Regions from separate parts of the Homo sapiens genome. Here region 2 is linked to region 1. The links are chromatin loops, found by intact Hi-C in ENCODE. Cell type or tissue: tibial artery. All regions are shown on one strand.

Region 1 (5,000 bases):
TGGAAGGCAATGCACTCAAAACCAAAACTATTTTGAGCATCTTGTTATCTTCTGTGATTTGGGAGGCACTAAAGAGCCTTGTAGTACCTGGAGGTCATCCTCATGAATCTCAGTCCTCATGATATTATTGAAGTGTAGAAAGGTAGGTTTCCAGCAAGTTTCAACAGATGGAAATCCAGATAAAAGGAACTCACTCTGCTGATATTAATTATTTAAGCAGTGTTTTCTCGAGGGACTGCCATGGCCTTAAAAAGGGGCTCTATGAGCTGTTCTTTTATATTATGAATATTTGTAATACTATAGCATCTACATTTCAAGTGTGGGCTTTAGTGAAAAACTTTGTTATGCTTTTTTAGCTTTGTTGTTTAGTTTTGTTTGTTGAGCATCAGAAGAGATGGGAGTGATAGGGCCACAGTAGAGAAAAGACTAAAAATTCATGATCCACAGTCTTTTTGCTTCCCAAATATGGACCATGGTTTTGAAGATTTAAGAACCACAGATTTAAGATCATTTTTTAATTCCGATATACAAATATCCTCTTAAAAGATAATTGTACCACTTTAAAGAGTTGTTTCTGTTTTCTTTTCTTTTTTTTTTCTTTTCTTTTTTTTTTTTTTTTTTTGAGATAAAGTCTCACTCTATCACCCAGGCAAGAGGGCAGTGGTGAGATCTGGGCTCACTGCAGCCTCCGCCTCCTGGGTTCAAGCTATTCTCATGCCACAGGCTCCCCAGTAGCTGGGACTACAGGTGTGTGCCACCACACCCAGCTAATTTTTGTATTTTTAGTAGAGACAGGGTTTCACCATGTTGGCCAGGCTGGTCTTGAACTCCTGACCTCAAGTGATCCACCTGCCTTGGTCTCCCACAGTGCTGGGATTATAGGCGTGAGCCACCGTGCCCGACCCCTCTTTAAAGAGTTGTTTCTATCAGATACATTCAACTCATATAATTTGCCCAAACTGAGAGAAGGGCAGAAAAAGAAGGAAAGGCAGTGAAAACTTGAATGCCTCTTTGTAGATATTATTCTAAGGACACTTTCCTTTTGGTTCTAACATCACCATATTTTGTTTAGAGCAGCTCATGGGGCCAAACAATAAAAAAGAAATAACAATTAGAAATGAACTCTTTCAAACTAACATCTTGTTTATTTCTCAGGCTCTTTAGAAGTCAGTGTTAAAAGAATCCATGTAGCATTTCTTATTCATGCTGAGTGAGCTGTTATCAGTTCCCGTATTGATTTCTATCTCCACGCAGCAAGCCTCAAAATGCCACTGCCCCAAGCTGGAATCCCACCAAGCCTATCCCTTATGTTTCCGTTTATTTTCCAAGTCGTCTTTCCTTTTTCTTCAGCCACAAATTCTCCCTGAACCCACTTTCCCCAAAATAACAGCTGCGGATTCAATTTTTCCTTTCCTGTCTCTTTAAGTCAGAAACTTCCTGAGGTTCCTAAGAGCTGCCTGCCTCAGCAGGCACCAGGACTCCCAGCAAGTCTCCATTGCAGTGAGATTTGCAAGTGAATCTCCTTTGAAAATCATCACCAGTTTTGTATCCATCTCTTCTGACTTTGAGGCATCTACACTAACACCGTGGGCTCCAGCCTATCCTATGAACCCGGCCCGAGGATTTCAAAACCAAATCTATTGATATTGGCAGCTCCATCAAAGGAAAATTCTCTAAACCGAACAAAGCATAAAACCAATACAAAATCCATCTAACAAATAAACAAAAGGCAATAACATGATTTCAGACGCCAATGCCTACCTTAAAGGCTGCCCAAAGCTCTTTGCTCCCACATGCATCCGCCTCTCTGGGTCTGTTTCCTGGCTTTCCAATAGCTGTGCTTTCTTAAATTGAGCAACAGTCTCCTCAAGTGTCGGGCTCTGAAAATACACATGCTACACACGCCCATGCAGCCTCTCGGTGCCAGGCAGCCCCTTCGCCTTCCTTCCCGGCCGTGCCAATTCCCTGGCCGCTGACCAGCTCCCACGTGGGATGGAATGGAGAAGGGGAGGGTGTCAACCAAAGTCGGGGGATGGATTCAACTCACCGTGGACTAGGTGGCCACCCATCTGGCATGAAGGGTCCATTTTATCCCTTTTCTAACCTAAAACCGCCTCCACGATGGTCTCTCCAGCCTCACTCAGAGCCCAGAACAGTTGGCAGGCACACCAACCCCTCCTGGGTGTGACCTGCGGGTACTCAGACGTCTCTAAAGTGGCAGCCTCCAGCCGGTGGGGCACAGACTGCCTCTTACCTTCACAGAGCCCCAGTCCTTAGAAGCCCAGCTGGCGTCTCCAAGGAGTCCTGCGTTTTACTTGACATTGGAGGCAACCGGTTGCAGAAACAGGGAACATTTCAAAATGAAACAGAAAGTAACCCGGGGATCCAAACCAGACCCCCGACCTGCCTCGGCCGTCCCCAATCTCTGGGAGTCTTCTGACTCAGCAAGCCTGTACAGCTGTTTCAGCCTGGAGAGGATTCAGAGGAAATGCAGCTTGGAAGTCTGGAACTCACAGCCTGGGCTTTTTTTTTTTTTTTTTTTTGAGTATTTGTTGAGCTTTTTAACATGCAGTTTGTCTCCTTCTGCAGGGAATTACTCAGTGATCCCGTCACCTGACTCAGGGCAGTTCCATTATATAATTCTAACTGCTATTAGATCGCTGATCGGAAAACCACACTTGCCTCCCCTTTCCCCCACCCCCCAGCATCATCCACCCCACCCCGCCCCCTAGGAAGGGAAGAGGGAGGAAGACCTCAAAACGCGACACAATGACAATTAACTTTCCTTGAACCTTCCCTGGAAGGACTGCATTTTTGCAATGCACTTTAGTTCCCTTCGGTTCAATTCTTGAGTAGAGGACCTCCCAAATGCCCATGAGGAGTGAGTGGGAATTTCTCAGGATGGGACGGTAGCAGCTTTCCTGATTTTCTTTTAGGATGGTTCTCTGTAGGTGGGATAAGGCGCTGAATGGATTTTCAAATGATCAAGTGCGTCGTCAGTTGAAAAGCTTCAGGTAGATTTATAAAACATGTGCAAATAAAACCTAAAACCGAGAATCTTCTATTATTTTTTGCCACATTTCCGTGAAATGCCAAAGGGGTGGCTTGGGTTGAGGGGTCTTGAGCCAAAACCCCTGCCCTGACCTCGATCCTCATAAACCCTCTCCAGCCACCTCAAATAAGCATAATGCCCAAGGGACAACATCTTGCTTTGCTAGGCAAACATTTCTGAAAGGGCAAGCTCCCAGTCTCCACTTTCAACCATATTGCAACCCCTCAGGCCACTCTAGATAGACATTTTGAAGCCACGCCTGTCCTAGGTGAAGGTAATAGTAATAATTCCTCAATGCCCCCAGTCCCTGTCTTAGCATCTGTTATCTCTGTCCAGATGATACCCACTAAGGAGCAAGCATGTTCAAACAGAATCGACCCATGAGTGGAACTTAAGTGGCAATCAATGAGGGTAACACCTAAAGCATCACACAATACGACGATCAAGTTAAAAAACACTCCAGCCCATTTGCTTTTTCCATGTCAAAGCGCAGATGAACTATCTGCATAGCTCTCGGCTCCCAATCTTCTCCCAGCCAGCGGAGGCTTGTTGCTGAATACAGGAAAAGAACTATTTATGTTGATGAGAACAAATGCTAATGTTGGTCAGCCTTGTATGGGTTTTTCTAGTCTCACTCCTTTTCTCTCTCCTGGATCTTCCCAGCCCATAATCACCAGAGGAAACTACTTTCTCCCTCCTGCCTTCCTCCACTATTGTAAGTAATGTTAGATACTATTTTCATGTTAAAATATGTGACATTAGACAGATACAGTACCCTAAGAATCACTTTCAAAACACTTTGTAACTATCTATCCACATACCCCCCTGAGGTCAGCATGGGGTAATGACTGTTCTTATGGAGACCCAGAGAAGCCAGTGTCATAGGCGGGAGTTAGAAGACGGGTCTCCTACTCTTGGTGTTCCGCTTTGCAGAGGAAAACCCAGATAGACATGAGAAAAATATTAATGTGTAAACCTGAAAACCTGAATGACAGATTGATGTCTGTTTATGTCTCTCCCTCCAGGTGTAGTAAATACAAGCTATTGTGGCCGTTGCTACAGTAACTTCTTTCTTAATAAGAATAAAGACACATAGGAAGGTGTTAGAAAACATCAGGTGGTGAGACATTCATCAGTAATGGGAGGAGGATGCAGTAATAAAAAATATACCCTTGGCCTGTACATAGTCCTTAAATACTGGCACTGCAAATCTCAAATTTCTTAGACCAGCACTGTTCAATAGAAATATAATGTGGGGCCAGGCATGGTGGCTCAATCCTGTAATCCCAGTGCTTTGGGAGGCCAGGCGAGAATAGGAGTTTGAGACCAGTCTGGGCAACATAGCAAGACCCCGTTGCTATAAAAAATTTTTTTTAAAATTAAAAAATTAGCTGGTTGTGTGCACCTGTAATTCCAGCTACTGGGGAGGTTGAGGTGGGAGGATCCCTTGAGCCCAGGAGGTCAAAGCTACGGTGAGCCACGACTGTACTACTGCACTCCAGCCTGGGCAACAAAGCAAGATGCTATCTCTCTCAAAAAAAAAAAAAAAAAAAAGAGGAAATACAATGTGAGCCATAGATGTAATTTTCAATTTTCTAGTAGTCATATTAAAATTTTTTAAGGGAAATTATTTTTGTAATATATCTTATTTAATCCCATATACCCAAAACATTATTTCAATATGTAATCAATATAAAAATTAATGAAATATTATGTATTCTTTTCATACTGAATATCTGAATATTGGTAAGTGTTTTATACCCTCATCACATCTCAAATAAGACTAGCCACATTTCAAGTGCCCAGTAGCCACATGTGGTTAGTGGTTATCACATTAGATGGCCAAGCCCTGGATTATATATGGCCATTTTGAGGTTAGAATTTATTTTAGGGGAACAAATTTGTCTATCCCTACTTGCACATTTTAGAAAAATAAATTATATTAATT
Region 2 (5,000 bases), 370 kb before region 1:
TTACTGAATATTGGATCTTCCCCAGGAGGTTCAATTACCACTCATTATTTTCTGTTCTATTAATGATACTATAGAAGAGAAAATAGTTTATGTTCCTGAGACAAGATCTGGGAAGAGCATTGGAGTAGGAGAAATGAGAATTGGTTTAGGCTTTGCTATCAGCTGGGTAACCTGGAGGAAGGCGACCCCTCTGGGACTCATTTTTTGCATCTATAAACTGAAGCTTTTGAGCTAAATTACTCCTAGTTTTTAGCTCTAAATTTGTAAGATTTTGTGATTCTCAGCTATAGAGGTATAACTTCCTAATCTGTCAAAGAGGAATTGGAGACTTACTACTCCCTAGAAGTGTGAATGACTAAATTCCAGTGGTGCGAGTGGCTGAGTGAGAAGGAAAACTGATCTTACTTAGTTTCTATGGAAGAAAATGTGAATTAAGTGCCATGAGTAACTGGCAGCATCCCTTTTGAGCCCAAGATTTTCTTTCCCCTATCATTGCTGAGCCTGCTGGAGCATATAATTCCTATCCATTACCATCCTCCTTTTCTTTCTTAAAAAAAGTATTTTTGGCTGGGCGCGGTGGCTCACACCTGGAATCCCAGCACTTTGGGAGGCCAAGGCGGGCAGATCACGCAGTCAGGAGATTGAGACCATCCTGGCCAACAAGGGTGAAACCCCCTCTCTACTAAAAATACAAAAAATCAGCTGGGCATGGTGGCATGCGCCTGTAGTCCCAGCTACCTGGAAGGCTGAGGAAGGAGAATCGCTTGAACCCGGGAGGCAGAGGTTGCAGTGAGACGAGATGGCACCACTGCACTCCAGCCTGGGCGACAGAGCGAGACTCCGTCTCCAAAAAAAAAAACAAAAAACAAACAAAAAAAAACTTACAGTTTGTTCACTGTAAGATAGTGGCGAGTACTAAATTCCCTGAAGAATATAAACTATGATTGCTCCTTATTGGGCATCCCTGTATGCCTGTCAGTAGGCTGAGTAGTTTACATAGATTATACAGAGTAATCCTAGAATCCCTGTGAGGCAGGTATTGGTATCCTAATTTTGCAGATGGGGAAAAGACTCTCTGAGGCTAAGTAACTTGCCTAAGGCATTATAGCCTGTAAGTGGCAGAGCTAGGATTTGAGCTTACGTTTGTGGAACTCATTTGAAGGTAAGATAGATTGTGGACCTCATTTTCTTTCCAAAATGTAGTATCTTTTCAGGGCTTGAGAAGCCTGCAGCCCTGTCTGGTTATGTAATATGGAGGCAGCGAGGGAATATAAGCGGTACTAGGAAGGCCTGCAGAATGACTTGTTTCTTGTTCATCCTGGCAGTCTCTGTGCACTTTTATGTCTGGTAGGTCAACGTGCAGTTACAATCTGGAGAAGCGGTGACAACTATTTTAGTTTTTCCCAGAGCACTTTTCTTTAAATGTTACTGTTCTCCGTGCCTTCTGGGGTACATTTTAAGTGGTAATGTCAACAGTGTCGATTTATGGGAGGTGCTGTGTGTCTATTAATAACTGCAGTGGATTAATGGGAGTTGTGCAGTTGTGCTTTCCCTCACTTCTTGAGTGCTACAGCCTATCTGGCTTATTCCTCACTTCTACTCTTCTTAACCATTCTTTCTTTTTTTTTAATTTTTTTATTTTGAGACAGAGTTTTGCTCTGTCACCCAGGCTGGAGTGCAGTGGCGCGATCTCAGCACTGCAACCTCTGCCTCCCGGGTTCAGGCGATTCTCCTGCCTCAGTCTCCCGAGTAGCTGGGACTACAGGCGCGCACCCCCACGCCCGGCTAATTTTTTGTATTTTAGTAGAGATGGGGTTTCACTGTGTTGCCCAGGCTGGTCGCAAACTCCTGAGCTCAGGCAGTCCACCTGCCTCGGCCTCCCAAAGTGCTGGGATTACAGGCATGAGACACCGCGCTCGGCCCACCTTTCTTTATCATGTCATAGTTATTTTTTGAGGACAAGGCACTGGAAGTTTAGAGCTGTCGCCTGTGTAGGACACAGCCTGACTCTTCCCAGCACAGAGTTTTGATTACTTAGGGATCTTTACTTCAAATGCCTACTTCCTGATACTATTTTAGTTAAATATCAAAAAGAGACATTTTAGGACTAGCTCTTAGAAAACAGGTTTAAGGGTTAATGTGCTGCCTCTAGCAGGGTGATGAGGGTTTGGTCACAGCTGTTTAAGCTGTATTAGCCGAGATGTAGGAGACACTTTAGTGTGTTCCCTTGGCTTTTCTGGAAGCCTGGCACACAGTCTCATAGCATGAGTAAAGATTTCTTTCAGGGAAAAGAACATTTAAGCAAGTTTTTTTTCTAACATTAACTGGTATCATGTTAGCTACTATTGTTTTTGTTTTCTGGGGTGTTCTTTAGAATACTAAACCTGTGGCATTTTGCACCAAAGAGGGATTCATAGTCAAATGTACTAGCTAACACTTATACAGCTTAGTGTTTGCTGAGTACTCTTCTGAATGCTTTGTGTGTGTTGATTTGTTTATTCATCTCAACAACTGTATGATATTAGATATTGTTATTCCCATTTTTCAGATGGGGAAGCTAAGACATAGGAGATAAAGTAATTGCTAAAGGTCACCACCCAGCCAGTTAATTGTAGAGCTGGAATTTAAACCCAGGAACTTTGCTCCAGAGTCTGTACTTCTGTAGAGCCTCATTAAGTTTAATGAGGCTTGAGTAAATAAAATGTTTTTTTTTGTTTTGTTTTTTCTTTTTTTTTCTTTGAGACAGGGTCTTACTCTGTTTTCTAGGCTGGCGTGCGGTGGTACGATCACAGCTCACTATGGCCTTGACTTCCTAGGCTCAGGTGATCCTCCCACCTCAGCCTCCCACTTCAGCCTCCCGGGTAGCTGGGACTACAGGCATGTGCCACTGGACCTGGCTAATTTTTTGTAGAGACAGGGTTTCCCAAATACCTTCACCCAGTTGCCCAGGCTGGTCTTGAACTTCTGGGCTCAAGTGATCTGCCTGCCTTGGCCTCTCAAAGTGCTGGGATTATAGGCGTTAGCCACCATACCTGGCCTAAAATGTTTTTCTTTATGGCAAAACTTAGTGCCATGAAAATTCATTGTCACCATTTCCCAAATCTGTTTGATGAGGGCATTTTTTTTTCTCTTGGGGTTAGCATTCTGTGGAGAAGCATTTGGTGAAATGCTTATCCCATTTCCTGCCTCTGGCAGGTGGGGAAAACAAGTGCCCAGAAAGACACATTTCAGAGTCCTAGTATTATCCAGTCCGAGGCTAGAACCCAGGATGGCTGGTCTGTCTAGTGGTCTTTCCACTGTGTTTCCTCAGAGCCATTTGTTTGTAAAAAAGATATGACACCATGTTTAAATGGGTTAAGGAGCTTAATATGTCATAGAAATGTCCTGTAAGGTGACCTCACCAATGAAGATTAAGGACTTTTGTGACCTGGAGGATAGGATACTTAGTGAGCAAGTTTTAACTGTTGGGGAAGAGAAGAATTCAATGGGCTGTTGGTGGTTCTGAGATGTAGGGGCCAAGTACAAAGACTAGGGTGAGACCTCTAGGAGCTAAAGGCAGCCTGAGGCTGCCATAAATTAAGTTAAACCATTGTTAGGATTGATGTGGTTGCTAATCTTGAATGTATGCGGCATACTTATTCAAGGGCTTTGCCAGTGTTGTTTCATTTCTCTCTCATATCAGTGATGCATCAGCACTCAAACATTGATAATATTTCACATTTAAGATTGTTTTATAGTGAGAATTTCTAAAAGAGATTCTACATGGTACTTGAATGTCTGCGTGAATTCTAGCCTAATTGTGTGGGTCGCTTCTCACGGCATCCTCTTTCATAGATGAGGGATTTGGAGTGATGGCTCAGTATTTTGTCCTTTTTTCGTTTTTCCTGTTCTCTCTAGGAATCTTGCCTCCACACCACGAGTCCCATGCCAAGGTGATGATGTATCGTAAGGAGCAGTACTTGGATGTCCTTCATGCCCTGAAAGTCGTTCGCTTTGTTAGTGATGCCACACCTCAGGCTGAAGTCTATCTCCGCATGTATCAGCTGGAGTCTGGGAAGTTACCTCGAAGTCCCTCTTTTCCACTGGTTAGTGGTCACTTTTGTCTGACACTAAGCTCAACTCTAGACCGTCCCATCTTGCCGGCCTTTGATTACATCATGTTTTGCCTTAAAAACTTTTGGTGGCTCCCTGTTGTTATTAGAATAAAAGTGACACATCTTTACTTGGCATTCATGGCCATGCACATTCTGACCCAACCTTCTTACTTTTTGTTTTTTTAAAATACGTTTTATTTTGAAGTAATTTCAAACTTCCAGAAAAGTTGCAAGAATACTACCAAGAATTTGCATATACCCTTTACCCAGATTCTCCAGTTGTTAACATTATGCAACTTTTTTCTACATCCAACATTATTTAAAAAGTTAAAAAATAAAAAATTGTAGGTGCTAAGTAGCTTTAAGCATCTGTTTTGCTTTGTGTGCATCTGTTTTGCTTTGTTGTTTTAAAACGTATTTTTTTAAACACATTTTTTTTTTCCTAAATCATTTGAGAGTAAGATGCAGACAGGATTCCCTATTACCTCAGATTCCTTCAGTGTACACTTCCTAAAGACAGGACACCCCTGTAGATAGCCATAGTACAGTCCTCAAAACTAAGACATTAACATTGATACAATATTAACGTAATCTACCAGCTCCATTTGAATTTCACCAATAATGCCTTCACAAATAATCAAACGGTCAAAGTTCTGGGTGAGGACTGGATCCTGGTTTAGGCATTGCACTGGGTTATCATATTGCTTTAGTCTCCTTTGACTTGGGACAGTTCTGTCTTTTTTTATCTTTCATGCCTTTGACATTTTTGAAGGGCATAATCAGATGCTTTGAAGAAAGCCCCTCCCTTTAGGTTTGTCTGGTGTTTCCTCCTGATTAGATTCAGGTTATTCATTTTTGGCAGGGATACCAAGTAGGTGATGCTGTGTCCTTCTCAGTGTCTCTTAT

The links. A loop is a pair of places that touch in the nucleus more often than their neighbours do. Peaks named below come from ENCODE experiments on the same cell type or tissue, not always from the same donor. Only the 100,000 strongest peaks of a DNase experiment are listed, where the experiment ranks them.
Region 2: a loop joins it to region 1, with 4 times the contacts of the local background. A loop is called at or near these places in 14 of 110 quality-filtered maps.

What each region holds. Positions count from the first base shown.
Region 1 is chr6:12,954,799-12,959,798 of GRCh38, reverse strand. The region is part of intron 4 of PHACTR1 (phosphatase and actin regulator 1); the gene reads right to left. It overlaps LOC124901262 (a long non-coding RNA gene), which reads left to right. Exons shown (of 2, transcript XR_007059459.1): 2 at 1-989. Among named protein-coding and RNA genes, the nearest start is that of PHACTR1, 240 kb to the right of the region's middle. RefSeq lists an enhancer at 3,237-4,028. In tibial artery, no CTCF peak of the experiment used is centred here; DNase peaks (open chromatin) are centred at 1,958 and 2,128; H3K4me3 peaks cover 3,018 bases; H3K27ac peaks cover 3,108 bases.
Region 2 is chr6:13,319,993-13,324,992 of GRCh38, reverse strand. It overlaps TBC1D7-LOC100130357 (TBC1D7-LOC100130357 readthrough), which reads left to right. Exons shown (of 9, transcript NM_001318809.2): 4 at 3,898-4,085. TBC1D7 (TBC1 domain family member 7) reads left to right here. Exons shown (of 8, transcript NM_016495.6): 4 at 3,898-4,085. Among named protein-coding and RNA genes, the nearest start is that of TBC1D7, 6.0 kb to the left of the region's middle. In tibial artery, no CTCF peak of the experiment used is centred here; no DNase peak of the experiment used is centred here.